Regions from separate parts of the Homo sapiens genome. Here region 2 is linked to region 1. The links are chromatin loops, found by intact Hi-C in ENCODE. Cell type or tissue: IMR-90. All regions are shown on one strand.

Evidence for each region. Peaks named below come from ENCODE experiments on the same cell type or tissue, not always from the same donor. Only the 100,000 strongest peaks of a DNase experiment are listed, where the experiment ranks them.
Region 2: it touches region 1 in a loop (5-fold over the local background); 2 of 110 quality-filtered maps call a loop at or near these places.

What each region holds. Positions count from the first base shown.
Region 1 is chr15:39,300,286-39,308,285 of GRCh38, reverse strand. The region is part of intron 1 of LOC105370777 (a long non-coding RNA gene); the gene reads left to right. Among named protein-coding and RNA genes, the nearest start is that of LINC02915, 54 kb to the right of the region's middle. In IMR-90, no CTCF peak of the experiment used is centred here; DNase peaks (open chromatin) are centred at 3,775, 6,415 and 7,335; H3K27ac peaks cover 4,427 bases.
Region 2 is chr15:39,468,227-39,476,226 of GRCh38, reverse strand. It overlaps LOC105370783 (a long non-coding RNA gene), which reads right to left and starts at 3,008. Exons shown (of 5, transcript NR_188226.1): 1 at 2,539-3,008. RefSeq lists an enhancer at 6,790-7,907. In IMR-90, no CTCF peak of the experiment used is centred here; a DNase peak (open chromatin) is centred at 3,196; H3K27ac peaks cover 4,877 bases.

The DNA.
Region 1 (8,000 bases):
CAATAAATGTTATACACCATATTAACAGAAGGGATAAAAACCATATGATCATCTCAATAGTTTCAGAAAAAGCATTTGACAAAATGCAACATTTTTTCCTGATTAAAAACTCTCAACAGATTCGGTATAGAAGAAATGTACCTCAACACAATGAAGCCCATATACTGCAAACCCATAGCTAACATCCAACTCAGTGGTGAAAAGTTCAGAGATTTTTCCTCTAATATCAGGTTCAAGACCAGGATGCCCACTCTCATCACTTCTATTTAACATAGTACTGGAATTTCTAGCCAGAGCAATTAGACAAAGGAAGGAAGTAAAAGGTATCCAAATTAAAAAGGAAAAAGTTCATTGTCTCTGTTTGCAGACATGATCTTATATTTAGAAAATCTAAAGATTTCAGCAAATATCTATTAGAACTAATAAGTGAATTCAGTAAAGTTGCAGAATACAAAAATCAATACACGAAAATCAGTAGCATTTCTATATACTTACAAAAAAATTACCTAAAAAGGAAATCAAGAAAATGATCCCATACGTAATAGCTATAAAAATATTTAGGATTACATTTAAAGAGGTGAAAGATTTGTACACTGAAAACTATAAAACATTGATGAAAAAAGTTGAAGACACAAATAAATAGAAAGATATTCTGTGTTCATGGATCCGAAGAATTGATATTGTCAAAACGTCCATACTACCCAAAGTGATCTACAGATTGAATGCAATCCCTATGAAATTGTGAATAACATTTTTCACATAAGTAGAAAAAAATCCTAAAATTCATATAGAACCACAAAAGACCCTGAATAGCCAAAGCAATCTTGAGCAAAAAGAACAAAGCTGTAGACATCACACTATCTGACTTCAAAATCTACTACAAAGCTATAGTAACTAAAACAGCATGGTGCTGTCATAAAAGCAGACACATAGACCAATAGAACAGAATAGAGATCCCAGAAATAAATCATGCATTCATGGTCAATTGATTTTTGACAAAGATGCCAAGAACACACAATGGGGAGAGAAGACTTTGCTAAGTTGTGCTCAGAAAACTGGATATTCACATGCAGAAGAATAAAATTAGACCCCCGTCTTACGTCAGACAAAAATCTACTCAAAATGGATTAAAAACTTAAACATAAGGCCTGAAAATGTAAAACTACTGGAAAAAAACATAGGAGGAAACCTTCATGACATTGGTCTGGGCAATTATTTTTTAGATATGAATTCAAAGCATAGGCAGCAAAAGCAAAACTAGACACATGACATTTTATCAAACGAAAAAGCTTCTGCACAGGAAAGGAAACAACAGAGTGAAGGAACAATCTACAGAATGGGAGAAAATATTTGCAAAGTATACATCTAATGAGGGGTAATATCCAAAATATATAAGGACCTCAACTCAATAGCAAGAACACAAATAACTTGATTCACAAGTGGACAAAGGACCTGAGTAGACATTTCTCGAAAGAAGACATACAAATGGCCATCAGACATATGGAAAGGTGCTCAACATCATTAATCATCAGAGAAATGCAAATTAAAAGCACAATAAGATATCATCTCAGACCTATTAGAATGGTTATTATCAAAAAGACAAAAAATAACAACTATTGGTGAGGATGTAGGGAAAAAGGAACTCTTGCACACCGTTATTGGGAATGTAAATTAGTATAGCCATAATGGAAAATAGTACAGAATTTCCTCAAAAAATTAAAAATGGGATTACCATATGATCCAGCAATCCCACAACTGGGTATATATCCAAAGGAAATGAAATAAGTATGTTGAAGAGATATCTGCATGCTCACGTTTATTGCAGCATTAGTCCCAATAGCCAAGCTGTGAAATCAACCTAAATGTCTAAATGCATCAGTGGATTAATGGATAAAGAAAATGTGGTATATATACACAAAGAAATACTATTCAGCCTGAAAAAAATAAGAATATCCTGCCATTTACATCAGTACAGATGGACGTGGAGGACATTATGTTAAGTGAAATAAGCCAGACATGGAAAGACAAATACCATATGATCTCACTTATACGTGGAATCTAAAAACTTTGAACTCATGGAAGTAGAGAGTACAGGGATGGTTACCAAGGTCTAGAGGATGGGGGCAGAGAGAAGATACTCGTGAAAGGGTGCAACATTTCACTTATGAGAATAAATTCAAGAGATCTGTTGTACAACATACACTGGAAAATTACTAAGAGAGTAGACTTTAAGTATTCTCAGCCCCTAAAAATGATAAGCATGTGAGGCAATGCATGTGATAATTAGCTTGATGTAGCCATTCCACAATGTATACATATTTCAAAATATGTTGTATACCATAAATATATTCAACTTTTATTTTTTAATTAAAAAATTTTAAAAATTGAGAATGTACTCATGGCTTTGGAACCATGTGAATAAGGTTTCTTTGTTAAGGGACTAATGAATATTTTTGTTTATGGGCCCAGATGGTTAGGTGGACTGAGGAATGCCATGAAAACGAAATACTTGAGGAGAACTGAGAGCACAAGGGAGATTGATGTGGCTGACCCATTGTTGTCCTTTGCTTTAGTCCAACCTAGAGATTTTCATTATTTATTTTTCACACTGAGAAAGACAACCTACAGTGATATTAGAGATGTAGCGATGGTGCAAAATTGCTGGAGAAAATAACCTGAAGACAACTGGAATATTACTTGCTTCTCACAGATATCAAATTCACATTTACCCACCAAGTAATTTCAGATCAGATGTCTTTTTTCTGCATTTCCTTTGCTTTTCTACAAGCCACAAAAGACAGCTGTCATCATGAGCTTCATCAAACCTGAAACAAGTCACTAAAAATTTGGCATCATTGACATCAACAGTAACTGGTAGGCTACTCAAGATGGAAAATACTTTCTTAAAATTTAACTTTATTTTGAGACATAAGGTAGTGGAATTCTTGAATTGTAAAATGCTAACAAACAGAATTTATTAAAAACCCAAGGTTAATTAAAACAACCCTAGTCATGAGCCATTTCTAAGTTTTACAGGGCTGTTTTGAATAGTTTAAAAGTAGAGACTGGTGCTAACTCAAAGTACTCGGTCCATTTGGATCCCTATGAACGTCCAAGACAACCACAAAAATGCTGAGAAGAGTCCACAGCTTTGCATTCAGAGCCTCCATGACTGTGCCCATTGTTTGTGAATGTGGGTGGAAACTAGAGCCCAAACCTCAGAGAATAAAACCTGCCTGATACAAAAAGTACCATGAGTAGATTCTGGAATGGCCGTGACCCAAACAAATTGGAGAGGATTGAGGAGACTCCAGGATACATATAAAGTTCAGGGATGGATGTTAGGTAGCTTTATTCGTTAGGGCTTGATGAATTGGCATCGTGTGGGTGGGGCAGGATGTAAAGTCTTCAGTTCAAATGAAATGAGGAATTTATCTGTGATCCTGCCATCAAGTAACTGCACATCATCTTGGCTCACTCTGAATCTCTCTGTGGTTCTGTTTCCTTACGGGTAAAATGCGGGGAAAGGGATTGTCACTGCCTCTCCCAGAATTAATGAGGTGATATTCACAAAGAGCATTGTACTCTTAGGAAAGAATGCTCTGTGGCAGGATATTATAGGGCAGTAACATCAAGCTTGTTTAAAACGTGTGCCTGCTGTTACCACGTGGGTGCTATGGCTCAGCAGTCTTGTATATCAAATATAAACCAATGCATATGGAACTGTTTAAGGATAACAGATGATGAGCTGAATAAATGAAATAGTTTATTTTATACTAAAGGTAGTTCATGCTTAAAAAATGCCTTGTGGCTGCTATTTCATCTTCAATACAGTAAAGACATACTTGAGCAATCCCATTTAGATAATCACTGGCCATTGATGGCAGAAATTAGAAATGCAGAAAAAGATTGGGTCAGTGAGTCTGTTTCCTGGGAGACAGCAGGGAGGAAGCAATTTCAGCAACGATGCTGGGATACTCATGCTGTGTGTTAAGCCACCTTCACAAACTTGCCTCCGTGACTGTGGCTGTGATACATGCCCAGACAGAACTCGGGATTGGCTACCCCTGGACTCACTCTTCACAGCTGCCTAGAATCTTTTATACCAGGACCACGTCAGAAACCTCTGGGATCCATAAGTAAATAGCAAGGCTCTGCACTCAAGAGTGGCACCTGCAGATTTTCCACTTTGCTTTTGCAAGTTATTCAGACACAGCATTTCCATTCATCAGGAAAATAAGCCAACTGCCTCCTAAAGAGCATCTTTTCCTATATTTAGGGGTTCTGGGGTCCACTTGCTGAAATCAGATAACTTCACTACCTTAACTTAAATTCTCCAGTGGATTCCCATTACACTTAGGACAAAGATCTCATCTCTTTACCACAGCTCACTTCTAACCTCTTGGACTAGCGATGCCCCTTGTTTGCCATGCTCTAGGTGTAGTTTCAGACTCAGTTCTACCCCAAGCCTTGGCTCTTGCTGGTCTTGCTGGCTAAAGTGCTCTGCCCCAAATCTCCAAGTGCTGGTAACCTCATGTGCACCTCCAATGTCACTTACTCGAGTCCTTCCCTGATCATCTGATCTAAAGTCCTCTTCCCTACCTACTCTTCATATATCATCTTATTTTATTGTGTTTTTGCACTCACACTAACTGTAATTATCTTGCATATTTTTCCTTGGTTATTATTTCCTCCTCATGAAAGTGGAGAGCTTGACTGTCTTCATACTTTTGGGGCTCTTGTGTCTGGAAGAGCACCTGGAACATAGTAGATTCTAAGTATGATTTCAGTGGATGAACTAACGGATAATAATTCACAATTTGGACTTCCAAATTCTGTCTGGGATTTTTAATACTAGTAGCTGTGACTAATTCTACATAGTGATATGTTTGCTGGGAGGAAGTCTTTCATCTAATGTGCAGTAAAAGTAGTCTAGAATTATTCCATTCTTTATGACTTAGCTTTAAGGGCAAGTGAAATTCTAGAATTGCAAAATGCTAACAAACAGAATTTATTAAAAACCCAAGGTTGATTAATACAACCCTAGCCATGAGCCATTTCTAAGTTTTACAGGGATGTTTTGAATAGTTTAAAAGTAGAGACTGGTGCTAAGTCAAAGTACCCGGTCCATTTGGATCCTTATGAATGTCCAAGACAACCACAAAAATGCTGAGAAGAGTCCACAGCTTTGCATTCAGAGCCTCCGTGACTGTGCCCATTGTTTGTGAATGTGGGTGGAAACTAGAGCCCAAACCTCAGAGAATAAAACCTGCCTGATACAGAAGGTACCATGAGTAGATTCTGGAATGGCAGTGACCCAGACAAATTCTAGAGGATTGAGAAGACTCCAGTTTACATACAAAGTTCAAGGATGGATGTTAGGTAGCTTATTCTTTAGTGCTTGATTATGTTAATCATCATCAAACAAGATGATATATGTTGGTCATCATCAAAAGCTAACAAACAAGCTTCCTTATAATTGTCATCTTATTGTGTTGAATCACTCCAAAAATAGCTCTAATACACTAATTAGTGCAGACTATGGGATCCAGAGGAACAGCTATTTTTGGAGTGATTCGACACAGAAAGATTTCTTACTAAATTACTGTTCATTTTCTAGATATATAGAGGGTGGCACAAGAATCCAGAGATTCAATCTCTGTTCTCATCCTTATTAACAGAATGTTTGAAAGAAGATCAACCTTTCTGACTTTGTAGTGTCATATATTACCTGCCTGATCTATATCTAAATGATGTTATGAGGATCAGGTGAAATATGTGGCTGAAAAGTCTCTGAAGCCTTCAAAGTGCTATTTGGATGTAAAATATCAGTTTATACATGAACATCTAGAATGATATATCTGTTGATTCCCGTATTTCTTACCAGATGATATATTTTATTCCTTGTATCTGCAGTTCCCAGTGTAGTAGGTATTTAATGCATTATTGAATGAATGAATACTATTATGATTTCTTTCTTTCTCTTGGCCAACTTCTGTCTCCTCATTGTAAGCATTATTAGCTTTGTATTTATTTTTTCACTCTCTTTTATAAACTGTTGGCTATTAAAGAGAACAATTTCATAGAGTTCATTTCAGTGTGATTTTCTTTTATTTTGGTCACTGCATATGGTCTGGACATGGGTCTTCAGCATCGCAGGGCATGGGATGAGGGTGAGAGAGAGAGCGAGAGAGAGAATGCATCTGTTCAATAAATAGAGTGAAGGGTAAGGATCACACAGACTGTGGCCCATATCCTTCTGGGGTGTGGACTTGGGCATATTTGAGACTTTTTACTATTAATACTAATCACGACCGCAGCCCACTCTAATCCATGTGCCATGACCATTGGTGAAACTCTGAAGTCAAGACCTTAGTGAATCATGTCCTAGTCTGTTGGGCAATACCTTTATTTTTGGATTTGGGTTATTTGTAGATTGCCCTTTTTTGGTATAAATGAGCAGTACTGTTTATTTCCATTTTGCAATAAAAAGCTACTGGCTATTTAGCCAGAAAGCAAATATTTTCACTCTGAATTGCTTTCTGGACATTTTTTCCAACAGTGTTTGATTTGAAGCTGTGAAACACATTACTCCCCTTCCCTCCTCCCATCCCCTGCCCCTGCCATTTCCTCTTAGGTGGATCAAAACCAGTGCTTCAGAAAATAAAGCCAGTATTCTTTGATTGCTCCTTTACCATATGAAAGCATCAGAGAGGCTGAAATAAATGCCTGTTTGGTCCCAAAACACTGCCATCCAGGAAAATCTGCCAGCCAACCAGGTGTTCCAGAATATTTTGCCTGAGGGCCAGCCTGCCCAGGAACTGGCATTGAAATATGTCTGGGCTTTGGTATTTTCTGTGCAGCTTAAAGTGCTACCTTTGGGCACATTTATTGGGATGCATAAGAAATAGTGTACAATCTGCATAGTGATAAAGTTTTGTGTGTCTTAGACATGTTCTCCAGTTGTAGAATATTTCTCTTACAGACCTTTGGATCCCTCAGTTTCTTTTTTAAAGTTAATTTTGTATTTTTCCACCTGAATGTCTTCTCCACTCTCCATTTATTTAACTAAATTTTTAAATCTTGTTTGTTTCCTTATCCACTGAAAACTTTACCCCCAAACCTTTACCCTTTACACAGTAACATACCTATCCACTCACATACACGCACACCACCACTCACCCACCAACACACCAAAACAAATTGTAAAATCTTAAACTTAAAAGTTTAATTTCATTTCCAGCTGTGATTTACTATCAGTAGCCTGGTTGTCCTTTATTTTAGTCATTTCCAGCCCTGCCTGGCTAAACTCAAGTCGCTCAACTCCTGATTGACTCATAGTCTAGGTATTTGGTAGGAAGATTTTAATCTTTCTTTTTCATGTTGGTGACATTTCCTAGTTGTGCTCTGCCATTCTTTAGGTAGCTGATAATGGGGCTTTTTTCTTTTTAATAATAGCAAATAAGAACAGTATAATTAAAAAAAGAATGAAAGAAAAATAGTAATTTCAGAAAGAACCAGTATGAACATAGCAATGAATTGCAAATTTGTAAAAATAACTTGGGTATTAATATATCAGATTCCTGAAAAGTGAGTAAATGTTTTCTTCTCATTTTTTCCCAGTGTCTTCTAAGTAGAAGATGAAGGATGCTTTGCAGGTGACTAAAATGCACTGCCTTGTTATTACAGGGAGCGGACTCAAACCTTTCAAATATTTTGAGTGGTTGGAAAGAAGAAACACAAAACAATTCTATTTTCTGAGTTTTAAAAATGTCTGAACCCCTGGAAGACCCAGCCAGACCAAATCTGCTTTTTCTCCTGGATCCATAATGTACAGTGGTAAATTAAAGGCTTCGAGAAGCTCTGTAGTAAAGAACTCTGTTTAACTTGATGTTTTACACATTCATTAGACCATGAGATTCTCTTCTTGTAGAATAAGAATCAACATCTCATAGAAAATTTCCAGAGACCACAGTTAAAGAAGGGTTCTCTGAAGCCTT
Region 2 (8,000 bases), 170 kb before region 1:
AGTTGAATGTCTAAACTTTCTGATTTTCAAGTTCTTCATAATAGGAGGAAGATGCCTTCTGCTTCATGGATTTGTTGTGTCGATTAAAGGAGATTAAATGCACTGTTCACAGCTTTGACTATTACACAGCGAACTCCTCAATTCCTTTAGATCTCTGCTAGTATTTCTTCCTCAGAAGGGCTTTCCCTGCCTATTCTTCATAAAATAGACTCTCCCTGTCTGCCCATAACTTCCTAGCACCTTACTCTGCTGTTTTAGTTTTCTTTACAGTATATATCATTACCCAAAACATATATCTCTGTGTGCTTTTTTTTTCTTTCTGTTTTCTTCCCCAGTAGAATATAAACTTTCATAAGAACTAGGTTGTTTCAGCCTTGTTTGCTGCTCTATGTATAGCTCCTTGGGGACTGCTGGCATGTAGTAGAAGCTCAATAAATGAGTTGAATGAGTAAATGGATGAATGAAATGAATGAACGTAAAATGCTTTGCCCATGATGAATACCTGATGGATTAAAATTTATGTTATCAGTTATATGTAAATGGGGCACTTAGTGGAAAGTGAGTATCTCTGAGATTGTCTTTCTCTCTAGAAGAACTATCTCATTCTACTCCTAGTTGAGCCAGGCAGAATGTGCAAGGCTCAAGGACTAGTGGTCAATGCAGCAGCATCTGGAGAACTTTTTCAGGCCACTGGAAGTGTAGGATCCAGCCAACGGGATCTGGAGGAAATTCCTCAACTCTCACCACATATAGAAATCAAGCAGTGCTTGTAGGTCACAGGGGGATACTATGAATGGATGCCCATTGCATTTAGGAGATCACCATGGCTAAGACATTAGCCTGCTTCCAGGTATGTGTTATCTGCTCCCATTTTTCCTCCTGCTATGGGAGTAGGCCTTTCACTTGATGTTTCCTTTCTGGTCTAGACTTGTATAGTGGACACTCTCTCTATTTATATATACATATATATAAAATATATATATACACACACACATATACACAAACACACATATACACAAACACACACATATAAACATACATATAAAAATACATAAACACACACATATATATACTATATACACACACACACACATATATATGTATATCACAGATGCAATTAATCAACTTGAACTCCTCTACAGTGCTCTCTGGCTTCCATACTTATGATAATCTTAAGAAACCTTCAGGAGTACTAATTTATATCTAGGGAATAATCTGAGCCTCTTCCTCTTTGCCCCAGCAGACACAGTTCAACCATTCTGCCTTGTTAGGGTCCTCCAAAGCAGATATCAAGATACTAGTAAGTATTCCAGGAATTTATTAGGGGAAATGCCTATGTGAAATGACACAGCAAGGGAGGTGGAGAAGGCCGGGCTAGCAGTCAGATCACAGTGTTAGCCTGACCCTGAGTGAAGGGGAGACTGAGAGAAGACTGGGTGGAAACTTAGAATGCTAGACTGCCGCTCAGTGGAAGGAAGCTCCAGCAAAGCCACTGGGGAGTCCGTGTGCCAGAGTCAGCTAAAGAAGGAGCCCAGCTTCTCAGAGGAGGGGGTCCCCTCACAATACCACATCATTGGCCAGCAGCAGCCTTGGAAAGTGAGGTCAAGGTACAAACACAGCAACAGACTTAAAATACAGCAGTTGGGACCCTGGATTAATTCTACCTTCTATAGGAGGAAGTCTATGTGGCTTATTTTCATGGCTACCACACTCCATGAAGCTAGAAGATGCCATAAACATCCCTGAAGCTGGTTGCTTTACAATGCAATACCAGGCTGCCAAGTGGGAGAGCTGGTGTCAAGCCTCTTACTCAGGAAAATGCAAATTAAATGGGTTAACCCTTCATGGCAATGGAGGGAGGGGTAGCAGAGCACCTTTTCTCAGCAGCCCCCTAGCCACAGTAGTTCTTCCCTATTTCCTGACCCAAGAATGCAGCTTTCAAAAGTTGGCCTGTGTTGCATTTGGTTCCCCTATATCTCCCTTCTCTAGGGAGCAAACTTGTGTCCAGTAGGGCTGGGTCAGTACCAGTCCTGACAGTTTTGGCCTCAGAGAATCAGAACCACTTACTACTCATTCTCAGAGGTCCGTCTTGGTGTACAGGCCTGCCCTCTAGTCCAATCTCTTTCTACCTATGATATTATGGTTGTTATTGTTGTTGTTTTTAAAGAAGCCAGTAGTTCCTTCTTGGGCCTTGACTGGGGTCACCTAAATCTACCCTGATGACTTTCCATTAAACACTTGCCGTCCCTTTCCTCTTAGAAGGCCACTGGGACCTTTATAAAAGTTTCCTTACCTCTCCTAGCACCTTAAAAGTCATGCATCAGTAATTTACCTCTGGGAGAAAGTTCTGAACACATGCCTCACTACATCTTACTCTCCTCACTAGCTGAGAATGGAGCAGTTGAAATAAGAGCTCAGACAAATATTTTCCATAATCTGTAGAGAGTAATCAATACTTAGAAGGAACGTCACTTGGCAACAGTGTGAACATTCCATTTTCTAAAGCATTCTTGTATGTTCAACTTCACAGGCTCATACCTTTTTAATATTTCTTAATCACTGGTTAATGTGAATTCTCAGAACTGAGAGGTTCTTCTTGTGTAGCTGATTTCCGCTGAGTTCCTTCTTTTTTCTAATTTTGGTATGATGGCACTGTGTCTAATGAAGCAAGTCAAATAAACGGCAGATTCTGTTCCCCGAAGCCCTCTTCATCCTGGAACATTAACTGTCTAATTTGTTCATGGGAAGACCCAGCTGTTAGCAGGCAGCCTGCGGGCCCCAAAGCAAATGAGGAGAAGCCTTCCTGTGAACTTCAGAACACATGCTGGGGTGGGGGCTGTGGGGAGACATTTTGTTTATCACTCATTTAAAGTATGTTGCTCCCAAATAAATGGCTGTAAATGGAGATGAAGGGATAAGACTTGTGACTAATTTCTCTGGGGAGCCTAAGTATCTCCACTCCTGACCCCAGTGTGCTGCCTCCCCCATCTTCCCATTGTAAGACTCACAGCAGCTTTATGACAAGGTGGGTGTTTATGATCCAGTTCAGGATGGGGACTAACCCAGTCCTCCCTGGTGGAGGCATTCTTTCCATGACGGGGCTGACGCTCTGCCAATAGGATCCCAGTGAGCTCAGGGAACAGTGTCAGGTTGATTCAGCTGAGGAAGTCACGGCCTTGATTTAGCCTTAAAAGGCTGAGGTTCCGGTGGAAGCGAGTCTGTCTCAGCGTGAAAGCCCAAGGCTCTGAGCATTCCCAGATGACATCTGTGATTTTTCCAACACACATTTGGCCTCCTTGGTTCCTTGCAGTGCTTTGGTTGTGCAATCACCACTTGGCAGGTTCTTCGTCCAGTGAAATCTGTACATTTTCAGCTCTGACATCTCAAAAATAATCATTGGAGCATTTTTTTTATCAGAGTGGTTTATCGTAAAACAACCACTCCCACCGACATTTCTTGTAACCAGTGCTAGGAGAGTGACGACTTAGAAGGCCTTTTGAGGAAGGAGTAGTGGAAGAAGGGCTGGTTTCGGAATTGAACACACCAGGGTTCCAATTCTAGCTTCCTTTTATTACATGTTGCCGGACCTTAGGCCTTCAGGGGCTCAGTTTCATCTTCTATAAAGTAGAGAAAATAGTATATACCTTGCAATGTAGTTGTGAGGATTAGATATCAAATCTATCATTAGATTAGTTCATCAGATGGACTCAGTACACTTTGTATGAATATATGAGTGGGATGTGTGTGTGTTGTGTAGTGTTGGTCCTAGGTTAGAGGTGAGAGTGGTTATAAGTTTAGTGTATATAGAGGGAATATCAGCTCTCTTTTTAGCCCTCAATAAATCACAAACATGCACATACACACTGCACGTGTGCACACATTCTTGAAAACCTCAGCTTTTTTCTTTTTGATGTTGAGATAGCTAAAGATTCCTTTCTTTAGATTTTTTTTTATTTGTAGTCATGGATACATAATTGTTGTACATATTTATGGGGTACATGTGATATTTTGATATAAGCATACAACATGTAATGATCAAATCAAGGTAATTGGGATATCTCTCACATCAAACATTTATCATTCCTTTGTGTTGGAAACATTCTAATTCTTTCAGTTATTTTGAAATACACAGTAAATTATTGTTAACTATGGTCATCCTAATGTGCTTTACTTTGATAAATAATTTGCTTCTGAGGTTGGTCCAAGACCACATGCCTGTAAGCTAGTCCTCAAACCTCCATGCTTGCACGCTGCCTGGGAATGTCTGAACTGGATTCTCTGATGATATCCATAGGGACAGGCCTAAATCTTTTCCTTTTCAGCCATCAGCTGGCAGCATGCACAGTTAAGAGACATTGCTTCTTGTTCTCACTAATGTCTAAGATCTGAAGACAGAAATAATTCTGAATCTTAGTTTTAGAGGTCTGGGAGAGAAATACTTTTTCTCCAACTCTTGGAATATTTCCCTATTACTATAGTATTCATGTTGTTTCTGAATAGAGTTTATGACAGACCTTCTTTGGTATAGTGAGAAAATATGTTGTTGTTTTCCTTAAAAAGATCTATGACAAAATATTGGTCATCAGCTTTTTAGTAGTAAAAGGCTTGATGTCTGATAATCATAAAACGGAACCCAAGCAATATATTGAAAACAAAAACAAATCCCACCTGGCAGAAACTTTGTAAATTTGCCTTGTAACTTCTTTTAGCTATTGATGTGTTGAGCTTCTAGCACTGGGGAAGATATGAAAGATTCTTTTTTTTTAAGACAGGATCTTGCTCTGCCACTCAGGCTGGAAGGCAGTGTCATGATCATAGCTTACTGAAGCCTCAACCTCCTGGATTCAAGGGGTCCTCCTGTCTTGGCCTCTCAAAGCTAAGACTATAGGTGTGCACTGCCATGCCTGCCTAATTAATTTTTTTTCTGGTCAAGATGGGGTCTTGCTATGTTGCCTAGGCTTGTCTTGCACTCCTGGCCTCAAGCAATCATTCTATCTCAGCCTCTCGAAGTGCTGGGGTTACAGTTTTGAGCCATTGTCCTTGGCTATATATGAAGGGTTTAGAATGTGTTTATTTAGGGGAAGGTCAGCACTTCATTTCTGAAAGATTAATCTGGTGGCAATGTAGAGAACGGTTGGAGGGCCTTAAGTCTGGACACTGGGAAGAGATTTGGAGTTCATTGCCATAAATCAGTGGAGATGATGGTGGTCTCACTTTGCAAGGCGAATAGAAAGAAGTGATGGATCAAAAATATTATTTAGCAGATAGAATCAGTAGGACCTGGTAATTTATTGGCTAGATAGACTGAAGAACAGAAAGAAGACATGGATGGCGTCAATTTTTCTAATTTGAGCAACCAGTTATATGGTGGTGCCATTTACTGAGGAGCATAGAAGGACAGGGGGTACAAGGAGAGGAGCAGGCTTAGGGGAAAGAGTAAATTCACTCTGGACATGCTGAGCCTGAGATGTCTGTGAAACCAAGTGGAGATGTTGACTACATGGTTGGATATTCAGATTTGAAACTGCAGAAATACCGCCTGTAAATAGAGATTTGGAAGTTGTCAACATAGAGTTGGTAATTTACGTGATGTGATTCACCCACCAAGAGGTGAATAAGAAGTGGAACAAGATCTCTGAGGAATGCAGCACCTCAAAGCTGGGCAAGGGGAGAGAAACAGCTGGAGGAGACAGAAGGAGCAACCAGAGAAGGAGGGGAAGAATGGGGAGATGTGGAGTGCTGGATAACGGAGAAGACAGGGTTTCAAGGATGTGTGTAATGCAGGATAGAGATCCAGTAAGATACTGACTGAAGTCTCCTGTGGACTCTACATAAAGGGACCATGTGCATCCTGGCAATGGTGCTTTAGGTGAAGTAGTAGTGATAGAGGTCAGATGCCAGTGGGCTGATGAGTGAGTGGGAGGTGGACCAGTAGATGAGCATGTGAGGGTAAAAAGATAGGGCAGGAGCTAGAAGGCCACATGGGAGAGCAGATTTAGTTATTTCCTTCTTTTCCTTAATCTACTTATTTTCTAAGTTTAGGAGAAGCCAGAGGTATCCTCTTACCTCAACCTCTTGGGTCACTAGGATTGCAGGTGTGAGCCATCATGTTAGGTTTGACTTGTTCTTAAAAATATATTTTATTATTTGGAAGCCATTGAAATATAATTGACTTTTATACTCTTTTTTTTCATGGCTGAATTCATGTTTATTTCCTGGAAACCCTTCAGGATGAAGGGTTAATTCATTACCATGTTTCGCTACATTTAATGTTCCCTACCCCAGCCATATTCAACAGTGTGGTACTTGGAGAAAAGAAAAGGGGCTATCTCTGGGGAAACAATTTGGTTTCCATGTAAGTAGCCCCTGTGGAGAAGATGAAAACCAAGGAAATGTACTACTCCGAGGAGCCCAAACCTCATTTCAGTAGTATTTGATAGCATGTTGTTTAAAGATGAATTTAGAAATGGTTTCTTTGTAGGATCAACATTACTGAGGAAGTGGGAGCTAAGGAGGGACCTCATGTAAGTCCAAAATGTCTAGCATGGTGTGTTCTAATTCTATATTGACTAATTTTAGTATGCCCATGGAAATAAATCAAGTAACTCTGTAGTAACCCCCAGGTTTTAAGTGTTAGCATGGCTTGAAGTCTTAATATCTGTATGGGCTCTATAGGAAAGAACTTAGAGCCATTTCTATTACAATGTGAGCTAATTTTTTTACAGTGAAGTAAATAAAAGCAATGCACGTTTTCTTATTTCTCAATACTCAAGTACATTAACCTGGCGACAGTGTGACATCTGGAGAAGGTATCAGGGAGGACTGAAGGTCTGAGAAGTCTTCTTTGTGACTTGAACAGGTCTTGTGTTGAGCATTATACTTGAATATTCTCCCTTTGTCTTCATCCAGGCCCCATATTTCCTCAAGGCTCTTCACAGCTTTAATAAAATGGTGGTGAGAAGAAGCCTTAGTTTTTTTATAGGTAAGCCCTTCCAAACTGGTGGTTCCTCAGAAGAAAATCTTCATATTTGGAAAGCAAGAACTTTTCCTTGGTGGACAACTCTTTTTGTTGTTTTAAGTTCCAGATTGTTTATCTGGTCACAGAGTTATTTAGTTTCCTTTTCTTCTGTGGTATGCTTATGGTTGATTTTGTAATATTCTCAGTCTTGATCATTGAGGGCCACATTCACATTTAAAAAAGAAATGAGGTCATTTTACAGCTCTTCTAGTCTTGCCCTCTAGGAATTACATTAATCCATTTCTCAAGCATACGTTGAGAAAGAAGACATGGCGTCTCATTAGCTCCTCTACTGCACACAACTCCAGTGCCTTTGGGAGCCTTGGACTAAATGTGGTGAAGACCAGTGCTCCTGTGAACGTGATCAACTAAAAAATTCTTCCTGATGGAATGGAGATTGGGGTTTTGCACAGGAAGGGACTGCTCTCATTTTATGTATAATTCAACCTGCAATATCTCATGAACTGTCTCCTGGCGGCCATTCAGCATTAGGGCTTTCTGTAGAAGAAAACAGGGTCAGCACAAACATCTCCCAATTCATTGAGCTAGAAACCTTGGAAATATGAACTTATGGGACGTCTTTTAGGTTTCTCAGAGAAGGGGCCCAGAGGCTGGGGTACAAGGCAAGGTCTGAGTCACAGAGGAACTGTGGGACCAGGCAGCAATCCAGTTACAGGAAATCCATAATTCAAGGCAAAAACGGAACTTGCAACAAGATCAACTTGTGCTGCACTGATGAACTCTTGAACTTCTCTTCTTTCCTTTGGAACATGTTTAAGGCAGGTTTGACTCTACCAGTGGGGATTATGCGGCCCAATGGTGAAGGTCGGGAGATAAGTAAATCCATATATACCTGTAATTGAAAGGTTCTTAATCTTCTTTGTGCTGTGGACTCTCTGATGTTGGAGAGGTCTATAGTGGCCTACTTAGAAAGATTTTTAAAAACATTAAAATAATGTACATAGCATTACAAATAATAATT